2 separate regions of the Mus musculus genome follow, and region 2 is linked to region 1. A link is a loop called in an ENCODE intact Hi-C map of the cell type or tissue named here. Cell type or tissue: heart. All regions are shown on one strand. Each heading gives the region's core, and the rest is flanking DNA. Links, peaks and the distances in the headings are about the cores only. Region 1 holds the start of 3110099E03Rik (RIKEN cDNA 3110099E03 gene). Region 2 has its middle 29 kb from the start of 2810405F15Rik.

Evidence for each region. A loop is a pair of places that touch in the nucleus more often than their neighbours do. Peaks named below come from ENCODE experiments on the same cell type or tissue, not always from the same donor. Only the 100,000 strongest peaks of a DNase experiment are listed, where the experiment ranks them.
Region 2: a loop joins it to region 1, with 14 times the contacts of the local background. A loop is called at or near these places in 13 of 42 quality-filtered maps.

Annotation. Positions count from the first base shown.
Region 1 is chr2:115,509,504-115,521,330 of GRCm38, forward strand. It overlaps 3110099E03Rik (RIKEN cDNA 3110099E03 gene), which reads right to left and starts at 2,698. Exons shown (of 3, transcript NR_030712.1): 1 at 2,636-2,698. In heart, for the core only: a CTCF peak has its summit at 5,728 (motif pointing right); no DNase peak of the experiment used is centred there; H3K4me3 peaks cover 14 bases; H3K27ac peaks cover 1,370 bases.
Region 2 is chr2:116,099,140-116,110,966 of GRCm38, forward strand. No RefSeq gene overlaps it. Among named protein-coding and RNA genes, the nearest start is that of 2810405F15Rik, 29 kb to the left of the region's middle. In heart, for the core only: CTCF peaks have their summits at 6,293 (motif pointing left) and 7,276 (motif pointing left); no DNase peak of the experiment used is centred there.

The DNA.
Region 1 (11,827 bases), core at 4,586-7,085:
GTCCTGGGGAGCCTGATCATTGTAAATTACCTGTGACATCTCATTAATCCTCTTTTTCCTCACAAACGCATAATTAATGGTAACATTGACAATAATACACAAATTAGCTAAGTGACGCTTTATGGTGTTGGTTTTGATTAACGTCAGGAACCCAAAAATGACATTAATGTAATGCAGATCCCAAAAGGCAGTATGCACTTTGACCCTAGACATACATTTCGTTTGCACCATCACCAAGATTAATCCTCCCTCTGGATGAAGACGAGACAAAACTCTGGCCACTGGCAGTGTGTGCCAGGCTGTCGAGAAACAAACCGCCTCAACTGCATTTGTTTAAGAGGGAAATCTTAACGCATAGAAAACAACAGCGGAGTGTCGTTTCCCATTGTCTAGTTAGGACAAAGATAAATGAGGCACTGTCAGCCCGAGATCAACCGCTTCTCCACTAACTTCTATTATTTGCTTATTTGTGAACCAGTGTTTAATTAAAAATATACCTAGATATGTGAACCACATGACAAAGTGATTGAAACCACTTCTATTCCACTATAAAGGAGGTGGTTTTTTTGGTTTGTTTGTTTGTTTGTTTTAATGAGAACTGAGTTGTATATGCATTTCAACCTGCAGAATCTCTCCAGGATTAATTCTTATTAACCACAAGAGGGTGGGGAAAAAAATCAATGACTGAAGAAATACCCGTTGTCTCTGACTTGAGTAGTAAAGAAAGAGCAGAAGAAGGAGTCAGGATGACGTAAAGTTTGCTTTGAAAGTGAGGTATTTTTGCAGATGGGGAGGAATTCTGTGATTTGAATTCAGAGACCCTTTTCCCAGGTTACCCAGGCGGGGCATACCCACACTAAGTCAGTGGAAGAATGACCCTGTTACAGCAGCATCAATCTCTAAGGTCAGGTTTCATCGTGAGATGTTATTATAATCCCGCTTCCCTGGTCGTGATTTTCACAAATCCTTGTTGAGCGCTCAATCTTTTTAACACCCTAAAGAGGTGGCGTATGCTAATTTTTTTAAGATGAAACCTCCTCTTTTCTTCATAACAATTATTTATAGCCGAAACCCCCTAATGGTATATATAGTTTTTTAAAATAATGCAATCGTTCCATTCTTGATTAATTTGACACCTATTCATTTAGGCTATTTTTCAAAGTGTTGCGACTAAACCCCGGCCCTGGCTAATGATCATATTCCGTTTCAATAATGGAGTAGGAAGAAAAGCCATATTTCCATGCTTTGTTCTTTTATTCACATAAATAACTACCATTTGGAGAATGCTTTATGGGCAAAAATATACAACACATAAAGCAATGTTTTAAAATTTGAACTAAATCCACCAGAACTGGAAAGATCACCAAAATTAAAAAAAAACGTTGTTAATCATTTTGATTTTTTTTCAAAATATATTTATGAAACAAAACAAGAATATCCTAAAAGAACATTTTAGTTGCTATAGGCATGCATTTTCAATTATAATACCCTTGATTCCTCCCATCCCCAGTAAGAAAACAGACTGCCTCACAACTGCTTTTCCTAGCAGTTTAATTTTGAAAAATCTCTCATCTGTCCCTGCTTGCAATAGATTGGCCTTATGGCTAGGTTTCTCTCATTTTTTTTCTTTCATATTTTTCAGTTAAAGTTACAAGGAGCAAAATCATCTATTTTCAGAGGATTTTGCATGTTTGCTCATCTAAATATTATTTTTAAATGCAGAGCAGCTTATTTCTCTTACATCAACATATTAAGTGTTAGCTACAGCAACTTGTAGCAACACACACAACCCACTGTAAAGCAGACTGGAGCTAAGGGGGGGGGGATTCCTTCAGAGGTCGTATTTTCACTCTGCCTAACTAAACTATAAATTGAGATTACGACAATAAATTATTTTTATGATCTGGGAAGGAAAAGGTATGGGTTGAGTTTTCAAAGATATTTGGGTTTAATTCATATGTTAAATAGGCCAAGGATAACCAAACGTTAGAAGAAATTCAACCTGGACCTATGCTAAATAGAACCTCAAATTAGGCACTCACCACCAAATTAATTAGTAATTGATAAATTCAGTAGAAATATATCATTTCTTCATACTGCAAAGCCAAATAGTATGATTGAAAACTTAAAATACAAAAAAAAAAAAAAATTTAAACAAACAATCCTGACAATCTTTTAATCAAAGCTATTGTTTACAGCGTGGCTTTAAGGTCCTCGTAGTAACATGTTTAACTCGTTAAAAACACTCATTCAGCTATAAAACTACTTTCTTAGGTCATTTGATTCCTCTATAGCAAGCTGAAACCTCCCCCAAATGCCTCCATTGACATTTTTCCAGCAGTTACAATGGCTCTTAGTCCAAATGTCATTTTCTCGTTTCATCTTCAGTTCTCAAAGAGCAATCTGTGAAGCCATAATTTTACACGAATCCCTTTTCAGGTTTAAATGCAGTACACTAACTTTTAATCAGATCCCCGAGGTGTGGCAAATAAAGAGGCCGCTTGTGGAAAAGTCTGTTTTCCTAAGAGTTTAATCGGATACTTCCACACCACAACATTCTGTAGACATGGTTTTCGCTTTGAAAACATAATCTTATCAGAGGGTAGTTGGTGTAAAATCCTGTCTGTTTTCTTACCTTTGAATGTGAGCTCTATTTATACGGTTCCATAAATGATGTCTACAGCTAAGGCATTTCCTTATTGTAGAGTCTTACTGAGCACAGTTAATATAAAAACACGTAACACTTAGCAGGATGTCAATGTAGTTCCCCGGACAGTCTAACCTTATGAAAGCGTCCCCTTCCCATTGGAGGAAAAGACATGACAGCTGCATCTGAACTTGTCTTTCTGGTATTTTCCTCTGGCTGATTTTTTTTTCCCACAATACACAAAGGAGATGGAGTCTTCATTTGTAACCTCCGGTGAAGGTAGGACAGCCCATGAAGGAAATAGACACCCACCTCTCTCTCTGGATGGAAAAGCTAAAGAAACTTGGTGTCCAAAATGCAAGCACTTAATTCTCCTGACTATATTTTAAAATGCAACTGTAGCTTTTCCATAAATCTGTGTGGTGAAATATTTCATAACATTGCATAAGCTCTTCCATGTTTTTTTTTCCTTCCATGCAAGAATGGTTTGCAGAAAGTCCCAATGTTTCACTTTTTCAGCAAGTTACTTATACTTGGAAGTGACTTTACAATTTGTGGGAAAACAATAGGTACTTAGACATAGCCTACTTACCTGTTGCTCTCTGAAAATTCCCAACCGTGAGAGTGTGATTTTACTTCTGTTTTTAGGACATACCACCAACGAGTAGGGCAGGAGAGGCGGTCATAAACAGACCCTCTGGATCTGCGATTGGGCTCAGAGTTTTCTTGACAAATGGAAACAAACTTTCGAGTCCAAAAGAACATTCTGAAACACACCTCAACTTTGGTTTTTTTGGGGGGTAACGGCCCCGTGGAGACTGTCTTTATGAAGGGTCTTAATGAGTGTTCTGCCTGTATTTTTCTACTAGGGATGTCAAATAAGGTTCAAAAGCGAATGTAAACTGTAATGCAGTGACGCGCACTAAAAATAGCCCTATAAATCTGCTCATTTTGTTTAGATAGTCTCCAGAGTTGTAAAAAGTACGACTGCTCAGTTTTAGTATTGTTTTGGAAGAACTAATTCTGCAGAGAACAGACCACTGGCTATTCTCGATTACTTTGCAGAAGGTTTATTAAGGCTGTCTGTAGCCTTAATTTTTCTTTAAAGGAAACTTTATCCTCTATTTTTTCCCTAACTCTAATGGAATCTTCAATGGAAAAAAAAAAAAGAAAGAAAAGAAAAAATAAAATCCATTTATTCATTAGAATTAAGATTTCTCAGAGTAATTTTATCTAAAATGGAAATTAAATTAATTAAAATTCCAAATGGCATTCTCACCTCCAGGAATCAGTCAAAAATATGTTGCTTCCTAAGGTCCCAGTAATAGTCACAGTATTTACACCTAACTTACCATGAGGTTTTAAAAATAACTCCAGGAGAACATTTTTAGGACATTTACAATCTGAATTAGACAACAACAACAACAATAACAAGAAAAAATGAACAAAAAATCAGGCATTTCTCTGTGAAAAATAGCTACTGTAAATTAGGATGTTTGATGAAGGATGTATTTTTAGAAAACCCTGTAATTTGAATTTGAGAGATGGGTCAGGCTGCAGAGGAGAAGCAGGAGCCCTACAAAGGCTTAGGAAGGGGTTTTGTCTTTTCTCTTGAGAAGAAGTGCAGGAGGCACAAGCCCTTCCTTCCCCCTGTCTCATGATAGGCACAGGATTCCAGAGATTGGTCGGGTGACTTTGCACTTAGGCCAAGATTGATTGCAATCCGGGGCTTTGTTTTGTAATGCCTTATCCCAGCGGAGGCATGCATAAACACACGAAATGACTAAACTGGGCAGCCATCTGACCTTTCAGAAAAGAGGCAGTCTTAAAAACTGCATCAACTTTTCTTTGAAGAAACAAGCTTCATGTCATTGAAGGGAGCCTTGCAGCTTAGCTCCTTCGCTGCCACGCAGCCAGACTACACTGGAATTACCAAGAAATAGGAGGACCTAGGCTTTGCGCCTTCTTCTCCCCTCCCCCGCTCCCAACCCTCTTCCCCCTGAGTTCAGAAAGAAAATAGTGTTACTAGTCAAGTGATCATTGTCAAAACCATGGCAAGTGCCAAACAAGGCAGAGCCAAGCGATCATTAGTTCAGCATTCAGCTCAGATTTCTCTAATGTTCAATTAATGGGCTAGATTTCATCCAAGTTGGGATTTTTTTTTCTTTTCTTGTAAAGTCTCGGTAATGCTTTAAACCATCTTTTAAAGGGGTTGTACAAGCCAGGTTTACTGTCTTTAATCGGTTAATATTAAATTTTAAAAACCGAACTACGGATTCTGACAAACTTAGGTATCTCATTTTCATTAAGTGCAGTTTGAAATGACTAGTAAACGGAAGGAAAGAATTTGTTAAGAAATTTACCAGCACCACATTAGAACTGAACGTATGTGGCTTAATGACGTAAGATGTAAATAGCAAATCCAGCTCTCATTTATTGAAAGTTTTGGACTTAGGTAGAGAGGTAACAGAGAAAATTTTGACCCTATCTCTTAAAGCCAGCCTGGTAACTATGAATGAGAATCTGCCTTTCACATAAGTAAATTAATCTAATGTTTCAAATATTGAGAATGCTGTTGTATTTTTTTACTTCTTGACAAATGCCACCACAAAAAAAGCAACTACAAACATGAAAGTAACCAAGCAGAACTTTCAAAAGAGAAAGGAAAGCAATACGATAATTTTTGTTTGTAAACCCATTGACATAAAGAGTCTAACCTGTCACAAACTACACTTCACCACCGTCTGGCATTTAGGAACAGTCAAAGCCGACAGCATTTTGCTTTCATCAATTTTGTGTTAGAATTTCGAGAATCTGAATTTGGGAGGACATGGGGCAGGGGACAGGAGAGTGTGCCTAGATGGCTTCTCCTCCCTGGGCATGTATAATTGAGCGCAGAGACTGAATGCTGAAGAATGTAGTTGCTGCTTCTAAAAGGTAACTCGTGGGTTGTTTAGAAATGTTTTAAATGCCTGCTGATGAGAGTCAGAAAGGGAGGGAAAAAACAGAAGAGAGGAGAATTGGTTCCAGGGACAATCACACCATCGTCAAAAAGATTAACGGGCCACTAGGGGACAGCAGAAAGTCACTGAATAAGGCACTGGCAGGGACCAGAACAAAAGGCTTTTCTTTGTCGAAAGCGAGGGAGATAAGGGAGAGAGAGAGACAGAGACAGAGACAGCCAGAGAAAGAGACAGGGAAAGAGAGAGAAAAGAAAGAAAGATTTCCAAACCCAAATCATTTTACAAGTGAATTCAAAGCATATTTTTTAAAAGCAGAAAAAAAAGGCCAGCAATCTATTTTTGATTAAGTTCTGTGTACCAGAATACTATAAGCTATATATAACTGTTATGTTGACAAATACAAACATGATTCTATTTTCTGCTACTTAGAGTGAAGAAAAGTTTATGCCAGAAAAAAAGCAAAAACAAAACAAAGCAATGCACTATAAAACCCATCAGATGGAACATACTAAATGAGCAAACCCGGCATTGGCTCAGCAAAGCCCAGTGTGACGAGGGTCTTACCCATTTCAACAGTCACAGAATATAACCAGTAACCAGAACGTTGATCACAACTAGCCCTGAAAACGGGGAGTGGAGTGCCGGCACAGGCCCACCGTACAGCAAACTGGAACACTTACACTTAATTCTGAGTAGTGTGGGAATTAAAATGGCTAAAGAAGGATGAAATAATTTAACATTGGTCATGATCTTAAAGGCTAAGGTGCATCCTTGAGCTATTTGCTGTGTGAGATGCCCATCATTGTGTCTGTGTTTCTACAACTGCAATCATCCCAAACACCATACATAGGTTTGCAACCACAGATGACTGCCTTAAAAAGCAACATTCTTATCACTCGGCAAGACTTAGACTTTTAAGTTTCTTAAACCCATCATGGGTCTCCTTCCTTAGCTTGATCTTCACAAGGCCTACATCACTGGCCACTCAGTCTGTATCTCCCCTGCTAACAATGTCAATGATGCTTGGAATTATTATCATTATTATTATTATTATCATTATTATTATTTTAGTAATCCCTACCATCCGGATCCTGCCTCTTTGATGTGGACGTTTCTAGTCCTTGATTTGTGTTGTATGTACTCACTGTTTGCTTGACTCATAACCACCATTTCCCTTTATGTCATAGAATCAAAAGGTTGGGAAAGCTTTGAAAAGTCATTTCATCCCGTTTCTGGTTTGCATGTATTGTTTTGTAAAGGCAGAAATAAAATATGGCCAATCTGCTTCTTGGCCCTGATTCTCATATTTGACTACACCGGTTTTACAAAACAGGGTTAACCAGCAGCGAGTACTATTTCTCACACACTTGGACAATTAGGATTCTTTTCCCATGACCAAAAACAAAACTTTGGTTAAAATAGTCTGCTTAATATAAATACCTCCCATACTTTTCTCTTTTTCTTTTCTTGATGTATGCAATCCTCCCCCCCTTTTTTTTTCCATTCTGTATTTCGTTTTCTTCCGGCCAAATATCCTAAGTGATACTGTTCATTCATCCCATATGGTCTCTGGCCCCAGATCACAATTTATCCACTCTTTTCCTCTCTGGGGTCCTGCATGGAAGATTGTCCTTTCCTTTTTATTTTTCAACTTCAACTTTCTGACTTAAAATATAATTAATAACCATAATTCAACACAGCCTAAATCCAGAAAACCTGATGGTTCTCTCCTTGCACATCTCCTGGGGTTGGGAAGGCTTCTTAACATCTTGCTTGAATCCCCATTGACTGCACTTAAGACTCCACGGCTTGTACTGTCCTCAGAGGAAACAGAGACCAGCTGTTCACCTCTACCTGCAAAGGGCTGTGTTCTGTCATGGAAGGGAGGGCTGCTGTTAAGCCCTCCAGCTCTGCCTCTCCAGACTAAACAAGGCCGCTACTTCACCCCTGTTTCACTGGGGCTATTTCTCAATTCCTCAGCCTTCTTGCTGCTGTCTCTGAACCTACTGTAAACTCTGCACACTTGGCAGAAGTCTTGGGAAGGAACAGGACACAATAGGATAATGAGCAATTGATTAATATTGCATTTAATATGGACAGCCTGAATTCTTCTGTGATTGTCAGGATTTGTGTGTGAGCAACAGGGCTATGTTTTAACCCATAAGTACCTTTTTTTTTTCCTTACTTAAACTTAAGGAAATCCTTCCTGATTCTTAATTAATGTTTTTCATTCTGATAGTTAACTGTTTTTTACTTTTCCTCAAATAATGCTTACATTTTTCTCTTTGCTCCTATATTTCTTTTTACCTCCACTGTCTTTTCTCAAATGTAATTCACAATAACCAACATAATGACAAAATTGATAGGTTTTTAGGAGGCATAATTAATTGAAATGTGTATTTAAATAACTTTGTAATGGTGGATAGTGTGGCTTAGGGAAAGGGAAAGTCTGAAAAATATTAGTGCTACATTAAGAACAACGTAAAATTTTCTTTCAAACAAAAACACTTGATTAGCCTGACGTGGGAAATAGATTGGAAAGGGCATCAATAAGTGATGTCAACTTCTGCAAAACTAAGAAGCCTTTGGCCTTCATCCTTCGCTCAATCTCAGGGAAACTCTGTGAGTTACACGTTTTTTCACAACTGTGCCCACTGCTCTGCCTTGCCTCCTGCTTTATCAAATCAGAGAAGATAGAGGTGACCAGAGTTACCTCTCGTTTCCTCATCCCTGCCACTTGCAGATCGCAGCATGCTTTCTGCAGGCTCGTCTCGCAGGGCAGGTTATTCCACTTAGAAATGATATTCAGTTTTAAGGCCAGAGATAAGAATACAGCAAATTCTGAGCCATTCCCATGATAAGCCACTGATAAACAAAATGGTCAGTAACAAGAATACAGCAAAGAAAGAGCAAAGATTACTATATCCTGGTGCTGCCCAAAAACTGTGACAAAAAAGGGGGGATTGCTAATTCATACAACTTTAACATGAAATTATGCCTTGATGCTTTAAGTGTTCATACCAGTCACCTACATAAAAGGAGATGGCTATTTTGAGCAAAACACTCATTATCTGCTGTTTACCCCATGCCACAATTTCCTTTTATGGTGCTGGCGATTAAACCCAGAACTTTGTGCATGATAAATGTGTGTTCTGTTCCTGAGTCACACCCCCTATCTATGCACTACAAACCTGGTCTTTAAATAAAAAATAATTAAAAAAAAAAGAAACTCTATAAAACTGTTTGCGTGGTTTATAACCCACTCATCTCCAAAATAGCTTTCACCAGAATAGAAAGGAGGGTGAAGAGGGGCCATGCAGGAATGAAACCTTCAAACATGTTATCATATCATTCAGATGCTAGCCTACAGAAGATAGACTCATAAACGGATACTCCAGGGGGCTGCTGTTCCTAACGCCTGCAACCAAGAGACTCAAAGACAGCATCAAGTATCTGTTGACTCCATGTGCACAGGTCTTGTACACAAGAACCCTTTTCTCTATTAACTCTTAAAGCCCATTAGCTACCTTTATGAAGGAAGTACTGCCTCCCAGGTAGTAGAATGAAGAAATTTAAGGTCCATTTTTAAAATAGTTTTAAATATTGAGAAATAAAATAAATAAAACATTGGAAAATATTTGTTGCTGTCATCTGGCCCATGGTGAATGTAGCCAGACTCTTCACTTACACAGGGGTCAGAGATGTAATCAGAGCCTTAAAAAGTACAAAGGAGGCCAGTAGAAATGAAATAACGTAAACTCTAAATGCCATTCTTACCCACTGAAGACCTTGATGAGGACATTCAAAATTATGACATCAGTGGAAACAATTCAAATTAAAGCAAAGCCTAAGTGCTAATACAGGCCTCCATAATGAGCTCTGTGGTGTTCCTAATGTGAGAAGCCATACGGGGGTGCACTGCAGGCTCCCCACCAAGGAACACAGCCCAAGTCCTTCCAAACAGGCACAAGACATGTGAAATCGAAACAGGTGTCCCCCGAATGCACAGTCCTCTTGTCTGGAAAATATAAAGGACCTTTTAATTATCCTTGTTTCCCTTTGTCTAGAGTCTAGGCTCTAGAAGGTTCTCTTCTAATCATCTCACAATACCATCCTTTCCCACTCAGAATCCTTTTCCCTGTTTCTCTCTGTCTCTCACTTTTCCTATAGAGCAAGGATAATTACTTTGTTAAATTACACGTATGCCTCATTCCTACTTGATGTCCCTTCTTCTCCCTCCATTACTTCTTCCTTCCCATGGAAGTGAGTCGGGCTACCCAAGAAAACGAAGAATGTCTCAGGAAGAGTAGACTTTCTATTTTCAAAATTTTTTTTTCTTAATGCAGATGCAAAACCTTAAAACTCTTATTCATAAAAAAACATTGTCTGCATTATATATACACTGCCTTTATAGGCTGTAGGTGCACTTCAGGACCCGAGTGAAGCCCAGACATTTAAAAGATCACTAGCAATTTCATTTTCTAAAAAAAGAAAGAAAGAAAGAAAGAAAGAAAGAAAGAAAGAAAGAAAGAAAGGAAGGAAGGAAGAAAGAAAAAAAGAAAAGGAGGGAGGGGAGGGTAAAGGGAGGGGAGGGGAGGGTAAAGGGAGGGGAGGGGAGGGGAGGGGAGGGGAGGGGAGGGGAGGAGAGGAGAGGAGAGGAGAGGAGAGGAGAGGAGAGGAGAGAAGAGAAGAGAAGAGAAGAGAAGAGAAGAGAAGAGAAGAGAAGAGAAGAGAAGAGAAGAGAAGAGAAGAGAAAACTTTTTTCTCAAAAGGTTTACAACTGATTCCTCTGATATAATTTACTAAAAGAAAGGCAGATTAACCCCCTCCCCCAATGTGAATACTTCTGGAAGCTCTAACAACAACAAAAGTAGTTTATCAATTCTGTTCTTACTGGAGACACAATTTAAGTAACCTATTGTGCATTTCATTTGTAAATAATTTATTACTGAGTCCAAGCAGTCGCGCTTTCTAACGTGTCTAAATCAACAGGAGGCAGGACTCAGTGCAAGGGCTCACCATTAGCTCAACTAAATTTTTGTCAAGAGTATATGAACGGCATGGTTAATATTTAATTGAGCTTATAACCCAGAAAGGCTCCGTCATCTACTTCATTGCAATGATACACTAGACTCACTTCAGTATGTGTTCCTCTTTTTGGTAAAAAGAAAAGAAAACTGTTTAAATTTCACATGAATGAAGCACTTTTAGAAACTGACTATGCTTTAAGGTGCTCTGTGATCCCACTTTTAAATACAAAACGGCCATTTATATGCGGACTGTCACCTTCCTCCTGCCTTCCACCCTCCAAGAACAATTGGGGTACAGGTTTTCCATCCCGGACTCTCCATGACAGTCCAGGAGCCCAGAGAACAATAGGTGGGTTTCCTATAGCGCCTGCTTGATAGTTCTGGGGTGTGAAAGTCCCTCCTGGCAGATTAGGCTGATACTGCATATTCAAGCGCATACAATGATGTGTTTGTCATTGCCGTTGACCTTTGTCTCTGAAGTTTCCTGACAACCTTCCACAGTTATTGACATTACAAATACCAGCAACCACGCGCAGGGCAAAGTATAACCTTTCATTTACCTTCATGTCCCTCAAATGACTTGTGTGGGGAGTTTCAACAAAAGCGGCAAACAATGATACTGTTGATTTCTTCCCCCTTAACTTGCTAAAATGTTTTTCCATTTTCCTCTTGTTCTCAGAAAAGCATGCCAATAACTCTCCACAAAGGAAACGATTTCAAATGAATACAGGTAATTAGAAGTGTCAAGAAATCAGCAAAGTAGGGCGTCTGCCATCCTTTCTGTGGAAAGAGTGCCAGATTCTCTTTCAAAAAGGTCTTTGTCATTTTTTTAATAGAAGGTAATTAATGTAGACTACAGTAGAATACTCAGGATCCCAGTCGCTTGTCTTTCTTGCCACAGAAATGGGACCATAAAGATGTTTTGATATCTAGAAACAATCTTCTGGGGTTATTTAAAAATGACTTTTAATTACAAAAGTAGTCCTTTTACTCTTTTCATTTGAAAAGGGGAAAAAAAGGATTTAGAAAGAACATATTTATCAGAAGACAAAGGAAAGAAAGTTTTAAAGGAAAAATTCTCTGGGAAGTGAAACAACAGGATTTGCTTCAGCTGACAAGACTTGAGGTTGCTCTATATTAACCTATAATCTCCAGTTCTTCTAAGAGTAAGAGAAATAGTGTGCAGC
Region 2 (11,827 bases), core at 4,990-7,489, 590 kb after region 1:
CACCCGCTCCGAACCCCCTTGTCAGAAGCAAGAAGTTAGGAGATCCAAGAGCTGTCATTTCTGGTAATTCAATATCAAAATGAATGAACGTTAGAATGGAATAAAATACTTAGCATTGATTCTGAATTATTTAACAATAAATTACTGAATTCTATTAAAGTCTTTTCTTATCATAATAACAGAAACAGTCTCTATCCTAAATGTCACCTTGGGGGACCCTTGGACCTCATGCTCATTTTGCTATGCAAATAGAATTAAGTTTATCTTGAAAGAACAGGGGAGTGACAGTTAAGGCACTTTCATTTCCTATTCTGCCACCAACTCCTGTGATGAACTTTGCACAAGGAACTTCAAATTCTTTGGATCTTTATTTTTCCCAAGTATTAAAGAGGAGGTTGGTTTAGAGAACAAGGCTTTTGAAGTGTGGCTCAGTCCTTGGGATGAGAGGAACCAGTAGACCAGTATGTGTAAAAATTTCTAACAGTTTGTTAATTCTGATGTGCATATCTACTTTGTCCCATAATTATTCTATTGGATATTGAAGCAATGATCATTTTTTGGCTCCTCCTTGTATGTTGAGGCTGTGCAAAGAATTCCTAAAACCTTGTAGAAGAAAGGGTCTAGAGGAGAGAATATAAAAATTAAGTAAGTGTAAGTAAGTTTTATACATCCCATCCTCACAATTATTTGATTTGATGTATCATACCCCTCTGGGTATATTTGCTCTTTCCCTGTCTGTCATCAGCACAGTTCATGGTACTATGTTGTTATAGTTTAATTGAGGGATACTGGACAATGTTTCACCAACATGGCTGTAACTGCTCTCTCTCTCTCTCTCTCTCTCTTCCTTCTCTCTCTCCCTCTCTCTCTCTCTCCATCACTTGGCAAATATCTACTTCTCTTACAAGCTTTTACTTCAGAGATTCTAGAGTGGTCCATATTCCATCCCAACCTCAATTCTCAAAGATCAACGGCTCTTTCCTCTGTGGTTTCAGGGCACGATGAACCTTTATGACTGCCAACGGCACTGCATTAGTAGGCTGGTGTTTGGGCAAATCTCTACTTCTTGGAAGTCTCTTCTTACTTGTCTGAGTTGGTGATACAGTACAACTGCTAGAATTTTTAAACATGAAAGGTAAATGTACTTTGGGGTAAAAAAAAAAAAGAAAAAGAAAACCAAGGAGCAAATTTATAATAAATTGTCTAAACAAACAACACTTGGGAATTTTCTTGGCTTAGCATGAGTAAAGAGGCTCCCAGGTTAGTCTTACATTACTTCCCGAAGGAGGGGGAGGGATAGTTTTCTATCAACATCTTGATGAAAAATGGCAGTGTCTATCTCTCTTAGGTGATATACTCTAACATTCAGCGTGACAAATACTAAGCTGATTCTATATGTAAAGGCACATACCTCATCCAACGGTATGAGGAGTTAAGGCCTGTACCTTTCATAATTAGAATATGAAGCCGTGGACCTGAAGAGATGGCTCAGAGGTTAAGAGCATCGACTACTCTTCCAGAGGTCCTGAGTTCAATTCTCAGCAACCACATAGTGGCTCACAACTATCTGTAATGGGATTGGATGAGGATTTCTGTTGGTGTCTGAAGATAGTGGCAGTGTGCTCACATGAAATAAGTCAGTAAGTAAATCCTGTCCTATGACAACAGCGGCAAACTGGGTGTTCTTAGCATGAATTCAGCACCTGCCCATGTAACTAGGACTTTAGTTTTGGAGACCAGTAGGATTTCAGCTGGTAAAAATGTAACCCAGGGAAGGAGTAAGGCAGAGTGGTGGAATTAAAGGGGATTTCACAGAGTGAGAAATTGGGTGCATGTTAGCTTCAGAAATAGTATCTATTTCCCAGTAGCTGTAGAGAAGTTGAGAACATAACAGAAGACCTGTTTACAGTGTCTCATTAAGGGGTTTAGAATTACTTCTTCCTTTTTTTTTTTTTTTTTAAAGGCATTCCTTTAAAAAAAGATCTGGGGTAGACTGCATGGTGTGGACACAGACCTCTGATCTCCAAAGTTTGTCTGGTCGTGTCATGGAAAACAACTGAAGGGTGAATTTTGAAGATGGGTGAACTAGTTCAAACAGAGGACCTAAGGAGGGATGTAGCTGTGGAGAGAGAGAGGCTACAGTGAAACAGTAAGAGGTGTGATGTGGGCCTGGAGAGGCAGTTCAGCCCTTAAGAGTGCCTGCTGCTCTGGCCCAACTGGAGGAGCCTTTACTGCAATCCTCTCTGGAAACTTACTACCACCTGTAACTCCAGCTCCTGGGTTCTTCTGCCCTCTTCTGGCTTCCTTGGGTACTGCACTCAGGAGCACATACTTTCCCTTCCCCATAAATATACAAATAAAATTAAAATAAATCTTAAAAAAAAAAAAACCCAGAACAAACTGGGAGTATTTTGAGATACATGGAATGAAAGGTATATAAGTGATATTATGACAGACATTTTCATATGTTTCCATATGCTAGTATTAATTTGGATTTTTTTGAAAATTATGTAGACTTGAACACTAGTAGCACTTCCAAATTTCTTGTCACACTCATCACACATGGCTTCTGCTGATCAGTCTATCAAGGGTCTCATTCACAATCCTACAATTGCTTTCTTAAGTACCCCACTATCCTGGTTTGGGGTTCAAGATTAGAATTTTTTTCAGTAACTTTGAAGATGTGTTGTGTTTACTTTTTAAAATTGTGTACCTGTGTGTGTACGTATCGGTGTGGGCAGGTATCCGAGGCAAGCAGAAGAGGTCACAGGAGGCTCTGAAGCTGGGGTTACAGGTTGCTATGATCTATCTGATGTAGGGGCTGGGAGTTCTACTCCTCTGGAAGAGTAATGTGTGCTATTAATTGCTAAGCCATCTCTCTAGCCCCTTCTTAATAACTTCAAGCCAAATTTTAAAAATAATATTAATAGCATGCATGAATTTAGGAGAGTCTAGATGTAGTACAGAATCGAGTTTTATCTACAAGCCACTGCTAGCCTTGGTTGGTGAAGTGTCACACAGACATTTGTCCATGCTAAATGAATGTCCACATTCTGAGTTACAGAAAATCATCTCCAGGTTGACGTTCTGAAAGGAAAAAAAAAAAAAGCTTATGGTGACTTGGCTACTGAGTAGCCTCAGAACTGTCCTGCTGGATTTGGGTGGTGACTGGTCGGAACACCCTTTGGAAGTTAGAAGAGAGGTACAGGAGGGCCTGGGACAGCGGATGCCACTGGGAGCCACTGCTTTCATTCTCATTTCCCAGAGGGTCTTCATCGAGGACCGTAGGTCATTCCCTCCCCTCACTTCTGGAGAATGCTCATCTCCAGATCTTTGAGAGAAGATCAGTAAATCACAGAATCTTTCCTTTAATAATACACTTTGAAGTTTACTAATCAGTTATTGGGATCCTGACTTTAATTTTGGGATCAAATGAGCTTTACAGATTAAAAGCAAAATCCTTCAGAAAAGAAATGTGATACCCATCCTTAGAAATGCTCTCTGGAGCCAGGGATGCTAGCCTTACTGCAATCCCAGCACTTGGGAGGATGAGGCAGGAGGGCTGATGTGAGTTCAGGGACAGCCTGGCTCCAGAGTGAGATGCTGTCTAAAGACAGCAGGCAGGAGGGGGAGGCAGGAAGGAGGATGACGACGAGGACAACGAGGAGTACGGAGTACGTCTCAGAATCCCAAACTTGCATTCTATATAAAACCACCATCTATCTGAAGCTCTAGAATGTGCAGGGCACCATGTAGAATCTGATAGACATCTTCAGGTGACAGGATTCTCACTTTTCATGAACTTCTGATAGATCTGTAAACTGAATTGTAAAAATGATACACATGATCTTTTAATCAAACAAATTTCTTGAGTGTTTAATTTTTAAAAACGTCTTATTACATTTCCCTTAACAAATGTTCAGTATTCAAAACTCCCAGTGTTCAAAATTGTGGTGATGCAGTGCTTGAGTTGGTATGGGACATGGTGAATGAACGCCCAGCTTAATTTATTTTGTCGCTACTGTTACTACAGTATCCCACAAATTTTACTCTGCAATCATCTGAAATGTAGTAAAACAATTTAAGGAAAGAATTGCAATACATATAGCAACCATGATATTAAAATCATAAAGATAAAAGAAGCCGGTCTGTGGAAGGAAGCAACTGACCACTTCTCACTATAGTTTCTGTTCTAAACTGTTAAATAGAATAGAACAGGGAAACGAAAAGTATTTAAATAAACAAACCACCACTACCCCCCCCCCCCCAACATCAACAAGGAAAAGAAAGGAAGGAAGGAAGGAGGGAGGGTAGAAGGGAGGGAGAGAGGGAGAGAGAGAAGGGGAGGGGAGGGGAGGGGAGGGGAGGGGAGGGGAGGGGAGGAGGACAAAGAAAGGCCAAAGCCAGAAGCCCAGCTCTGGGGAATTTGCAGCCCTGCTGGCTTCAGGCCTGAGTGGCCACTAACAGGCCTGCTGGTGCCTGCTTTACATAGGAGGAGTCTGCAGCCTGAGGCTCTGTGCACATAGCATAGCTCTGTTTAGGGTTCAAATCAAAATAAAGGACCTCAGCCTTGTGATACTAAGCGGTTGGCTTCAACTCCACGACACTTTTTGTGACATTCTTTCCTTTCATAAAAGCAGCAGATAATATTTACTTGAAGATAATGTCGAGAACAAGCTGGGGCGTGGGGGTGTGGGATCAGATCTCTTCTCTCAAAGTTGGGCGATGTAAGTCCTGGTTGAGCCCTGTAATCCTGGCTTTTCTTTTGGTTACTCCCTTTGCTTAGAATGGTTGAAAACAAAACTCTGGGCTTTTTCCTGAAGTGGGTTTCTAACTCTGACTGAATTAAAAGCAAGCCAGGTGTCCTGCTCCACGAAATCCAGGAGCCTAAAGGTGATGCCTCCTCTATTACCCCGACCCCTGTCATCTCTTTGTTTTAGCCCAGGATACCGAGGAATGCTAGAGAGCTGCCCGGTTAACATGTCAAGAAATCTCTAGCTCAGATAAGAATCTCGTAGGGTCTGCTCTGTGCAAAAATATTTAAAACCCAAAGCAACCATTTAAATGTTGTTTATTTTGATGGGCCAGGCAGATTTCTTTGTTTTGTAAAATGTTGCATGCCCAGGTTTTCCCTTCGTGGGGGCAGTTTTTGTTCCAGTATCCTATCATTATTTGCTCCCAAAATTTTATCTCTTTTGTTTAAACCATCTAAAAATAAAAGTGGTTGTTGATCTAATTTTCTCATGAGCTTAATTTGTCAATTATCAAATCACATTGGTCAATACAACGACTGAATCAAATGTGACCCTGACGGTCTCACTTTTAAAAGCTTCTGTAGCCTGTTTTGTTATTTCAATGCACAGTATTTACAAGCAAAAGCCTTGAGCTGATCAATAAGAAACAAAAATGCACTGTCCCCTGTCATTTCAAAGTCATCCATTACAACAACTCAAATATAAAACTCAACTGCTCTGGAATACAAATAGAACTGCATAATGAGGCGTATGTCTAGAAACGAAAAGAGCACTTTTGAAAGTATTTTAGGAAGTATTAATCTAATTCCAGCTATTAATTTTTGATTTTCATTCTTGAACGTGTGGATGCTATAAAAATGATATTAAAATGTATAATGCTCTCCTACCCTCCCTCCCCCCCTCCCCCTCATCTCCTTCCTTCCTCCTTTCCTTCCTCCTCTCCCCTCCTTCCTTCCTACTCTCTCTCCCTTTTATTCTGGTGCAGAATAAAGAGTAGAGCACCTCAGAACACTAGATTTCTCCTCTTCCTACTTCAGACAAGGGACACTGACATGAATATTGGAATCATGTAGACGACTCAGGAAGACAAACATTGAAAGAGTCTTAGGCGAGTAAATCTCACTTTCTATTAGATTCTTGGTAAACACGGGGCACATAATTGATGATAGCTTCTTCTCTTGAAGACAGTATTAATTTTTTTTTTACCAATTCATTTTATGCCGTGGCTTAGAATAATGCTAAAAACAACACCAAACAAGCCAACAATCAAAACCAACCAAACAATAAACCCCACAGAGCAGGCACTAGTAGTGTTGTGTTACACACTATACCTAATGACCAACACTACTTAGAGATGCGGGAGACAGATAACTAACTGAACTTACTTTGCTTTAACTATTCCTTAAGGTTCCAAACACAAGCAAAAGCCATTGGAAGCTTAGCAGTGGTGGCATTTGTCTGGAACCAACGCTAATTTTTGCCACCATAAGCATCTCCTAAAGCTTGGTGTCATATCCCGTGTACAGAAAGTGACATCTACTGGAGAAACCAGAACTGAATATTTACTTTCCAAACCTCTTTTTTTTTTTTTTCCCTCCCTGCCAAACTTCCAGACAAGTTGCAATATCCTCAGGCTTATTCAAAGTTTGTAAAACAAAGAATTTTATTTGGCTGAATGTGGTAAAGCCTGGTTTGCCCGTGTCATTCATTGTTTTCTTAGGGATGTCCGTCGGGAAACAATGGTTATTGGGATCTCACAATTATGTCCTGAGAAGTCCTACTAAAGTCAGGGAAAACACAGCTCCGACAGGCCCTTCAGGGGACACCGAGGTCTTAAATAACCCACTAACCACTAGAGCTGAGTGAGCCTCTTCTAATAATCTCAAAACATGTTTAGAAAATGCCTAACTTCTCTAAGTAGTCTGGAAATTGTAAAAACAAATTGTAAAACCAAGTTTGGGATTTGATTATATGATTTCTTTTTTCTGTGCTGGATCTCTCCTCTGAGTTATTTTGTAATCTGATCATTTTCATCCATTTATGCTAATTAGATGTATATCTAACCCTGAGTCCAAGTTTCACATTTTGTCCCTGAGTGTTGGAGGATAATACCCAGGTGTTTGTCCTTTCTGTCAGGTCTACAAACTGATGTAAACAATGAAAGACATAAATTACATCACTTTCACCTTTCAGTTTTAGAAATTCGTTCTCTTACTATGGCCCAAAGTCCTTCTGATCTTAATAGAAGTTGTTGGTGTAGTTACCCTGCCGGCTTGGAGACAGCAGGCCAGCTGCATCCTGAAGTCAAAGAGTGTGGTAGACTTTAGCAGTGACTGGCAGAGCTCTTTCCTCTGCTGTAGCCTCATACCCAAAGTGGATGCCTCTATCCTGAGATTATGCCTCTGCAGTTCAACACCAGACTTCCTATCTCTGCTTGGTATTGAGTTTTAAAACTTTGATTTCCATTAGTTGTTTTCTTTCTTTCTTTCTTTTTTTTCTGTAACAGGGTTCTCGCACTCCCTCTGCTGGTCTTGTTAATTAACAGAATCAGTCTTTAGGAAATGTAGTCAAAGAGTGAAGCTGGAGGACTCTCGAGGAGGACTGTAGAGGAGGACTCCCGAGGAGGATCGCTGAGGAGAACAACTGAAGGAAACAAACAAACAAACCCAAGGTTGACTACTGAGCAGGATGACTGAAAGCTGTCCAATGCCGTGCCAGAGATTCGTGTTGCTTATCCTCCAGATGGAGCAAAGGCGGCCAAGCAAAATTTGTTTTTAGGTGGCAAAAACACATATATTGCATGGTTATTTCTGTATCTTGAAGAAAGAATGTCACAAAATGATCGATTTCTTAAAAAAAAAACTGTATCCTTTCTCCACAACAATAGAGCTGGTTGCTCATGTTCCATTCAAATTCATGTATAATTAATAAGAGGCATAAAGATATGGTGTACCAATTTTGTATCTGAGTGTTTACACCCTTGGAGGCTAGGTGGACAGTTCGGCTTTAATGGTGGAATTCCGAGCTCTGGTTAGCGACACAGCTGCCCAGTGGCTAAACTCCTACATCTCTCTGGAGTTGCAAGAGAGTGACAGCTCTTGGCAAAGCCCAGGCCTAATCACAGCGCAGAGAAATGACTTTTGGAAGGTACATTACCAAGCAATTAGGAGCCATTTAATAAATTACCCCTTACGGAACACTTTGAACCCTAGTGGTCTGACGAGGTTAATGCACCTCTCACAACTGAGTGTAACTGCTCGCTTTCCCGGGGGTAACACCAAGGCCATAGCTCAAGCAACCCCCTTCTCCTGAGTGGCCTCTTACTCTTGAACCACTTCCCTAGTTGGTATCCAAAGCCCACGCACTTGCCCTCCCGTCTGCAGGTCATATACGACATTTTCTTACTGCGGCATCCATTGGGCTCGCGGCTCATGGGGACAGAAGACTTTGCGCTGCGGTTAACACAGCCCTGCGGCCTTCTTTCTGCTTGTTTACAAAGAGGCCCATTTTTCACATTTATAGAGAATTTGACTTCTGAGTTCCCTTTAAGATGTGACATCTGATGCAATTTCCTTTCCTCGGAAATTGTTGAGTAGCAACTATACTTTAAATGGATCCAGTATTCAGAATTAAGTTTTAGGGTATTAAATTTGGAAAACATCCATGGTAGGTATATACTTATAAGCTAAAAATTTATTATGGACACACACACACACACACACTCACACACACACATTTCAAAATGGAGGCGTGGAAGGAAATTCTACTGGATACTAAAACAAGATTTGAATAGTGAAAGTTTTATGATTTAATTTAAATCAAAAGTGAGAATTTTGGAACAGAAATATTTATGGAATTTCAATCATTTTAAAAGATGTTCAAAGAATGGAATTAAGAGAGAGAGAGAGAGATTTCAGAGAGATACCTGCATGCCTTCATGAGGATGACACTGTGCTAGCCCTCGGGGTGGCCTGGTGAAGGACGGTTCCCCAACCAGGATCTACATTGTCACAGGGTATGGAATGTTTATTCTTTTCAAAGCTCTGCCAAGAGCGACAGGAGATGAGTAAGACATGGTGTAGGCTTTGAGAAGCTTACAGTAGTGTTGTCGAGCTAGGATTTATGTGTGTGGGAAACTCGGAGCAATGAGTGGAAGTAGTAGAAGGCAGAGGAGTCTGCTCAGGAAGGCTTGGTGGAGTCATGGCATTTCCTCATGCCTTTGCTTAGGATTTGATAAGGAGAAAAAAATAAAATAAAAAGTTAAATGGAATGTTACAACACTGAAGGAATCAATGTCATGTCTCTCTTAAAATAATATTCAGAAAAAACATCTCATTCTATATTCCAGGCTGGCCTCAAACTCTTGATCCTTCTGCCTTGGTCTCCACGACCTGCAGAGTCCTAGGATTACAGAAGTGCATCCTCCTGTTCCAGCACTTCCATGGCCCAGTGCCTGCCTCTGAGCTACATTCTTGCCAGTGGTATCTTTTTTTTTCCCTTTTGGGAGTTTCACATTTTATGCAATGTATTTTGATCACTGTGTCCAATCATTGTGCTGGGTCCTAAAAGTACTTCCTCCTAGTTATTTATTTCCTGGCCCTTATGCTCTTTCTGCTCATTCTCACTCAGCGAATGATACCAGAGGCTTTGGAGGTGGGACAGAGTATCTATATGGTCTCATGAGAGCTGAACATTCTTTCTTTCTTTTATTTTATTTTTTTAAATTGAAAGTAGATTCTTCTCTCATACAACACAACCAGGCCACAGTTTCCTCTCCCTCCACTTCCCCCCAGGTCCACCCCCTCCATCTGACTCCCCTGACCCCTGGATCCCCCTCCATCTCCCTTCAGAAAAGAGCAGGACTCCAAGAGACAACAACCAAACATAACAACAGCAATAACAACAATGCAGCAAGGCAAGGCAACAGCTCTCGCAGACACTAGACAAGGCAACTTAACAGCAGGAAAAGAGTCCCAAGAGCAGGCAAAAGAATCAAAGACACATTGGCTCCCACATTCAGGAGTCCCACAACAACACCAAGCTAACAGCCACAGCATCCATGTAGAGGACCCCGTGTAGACCTTTACAGGCTCTGAACCTCAGTCTTTGTGAGTCAGTCTGCACCCTGCTTAGTTGGTTCATGTTCTCCCCATGTCGTCTATACCCCCTGACTCCTAGAATCCTCCAGCCCCCTGTTCCTGGGGATTCTTCCAGTTCTGAGAGAAGGGGCCGGATGGGAGACTCTAATTTAGATTTTTTTTCCACATAATGTCTGGTTGTGGGTCTAGCATCTGTTCCCATTTGCTGGGGGAAGGAAGCCTCTCTGAGGACAGCTGGACTACGTACTGATCTAAGAGTATAGCAAAATATCATTAAGAATCATTTCATCTCTTTCCAGTGATGGCCGACTAGGCCATCTTTTGATATATATGCAGCTAGAGTCAAGAGCTCCGGGGTACTGCTTAGTTCATAATGTTGTTCCACCTATAGGGTTGCAGATCCCTTTAGCTCCTTGGCTACTTTCTCTAGCTCCTCCATTGGGAGCCCTATGATCCATCCATTAGCTGACTGTGAGCATCCACTTCTGTGTTTGCTAGGCCCCGGCATAGTCTCACAAGAGACAGCTACATCTGGGTCCTTTCAATAAAATCTTGCTAGTGTATGCAATGGTGTCAGCGTTTGGATGCTGATTATGGGGTGGATCCCTGGATATGGCAGTCTCTACATGGTCCATCCTTTCATCTCAGCTCCAAACTTTGTCTCTGTAACTCCTTCCATGGGTGTTTTGTTCCCAAATCTAAGGAGGGGCATAGTGTCCACACTTCAGTCTTCATTCTTCTTGAGTTTCATGTGTTTAGCAAATTATATCTTATATCTTGGGTATCCTAGGTTTGCATTGGACTTGCAAACTTTATATGCCCCAGTACAGGGGAACACCAGGGCCAAAAAGGGGGAGTGGGTGGGCAGGGGAGTGGGGGTGGGTGGATATGGGGGACTTTTGGTATAGCATTGGAAATGTAAATGAGCTAAATACCTAATAAAAAATGGAAAAAAAAAAAAAAGAAAGTCCAGAGACAGTCCTAAATTGAGTTCCAATTCAAGCAAAGGCCCCAAGGCCTGACACTATTACTGGGGCTATGATATGCTCCCAAAATATGGCCTATCACTATTGTCCCCCAAAGACCCACCAAGCAGCTGAAAGAGACAGATGCATATATTTACACCTAACCAGTGGACAGAAGCTGCTGACCCTGTGGTTGAAGGGAAAAGCTGGAAGAAGCTGAGGAGGAGGGTCTATAGGAAGACCAGCAACTTCAACTAACCTAGACGCCCAAGATCTTTCAGACCCTGGACCACCAACAGTGCAGCATATATCAGCTCATATGAGTTCCCCAACACATATAGCAGAGGACTGCTGGGTCTGGACTCAGTCAGAAAAGATGTACCTAACCCTCGAGAGACTTGGGGCCCCGGGGAGTGGAGAGGTCTGGTGGGGTAGGGACCTGGGGATATCCTCTTGAAGACAGGGTGGGGGAGATGTGGGATGTGGAACAGATGGAGGGTGGACTGGGAAGGGGATAACAACTGGACTGTCAAAAAAGATTAAATAATTTAAAAAAAAAAAAAGAATCATTTCATCGATTTCTTTTCTAGATCAGTCATATTTGGTTCTACCAGGTCTCTATGCTATCCAGTCTCTGGTTCCTAGACAGTGTTAGGTATGGGCTCCCTCTTTCGAGTGGGCCTTGGGTTAAATCTGATATTGGTTTTCCCTCCCACAAATTCTGTGTCACCATTGCCCTAGTATATCTTGCAGTCATGACAGATTATTGGTCGAAGGTTTATTGGCCAGGTCGATGTTCACGTTTCTCTTTCAATGGCCTGCAGAGCATCTTCCCTCACCAAAGAGACTAGAACGGAGGGTGAGGGCTCCATGAAGGCAATGGCAGGACCACTCCATGTGCAGTGAGCTGTGTGGATGTTGTCCTGGGCAACGGAGCTCTGCTGTTCTTTCGTGGAGAACAACTCTCTGCTGTGGCATTAGCCTGTGATGTTTGGGGATCTCCACTGAA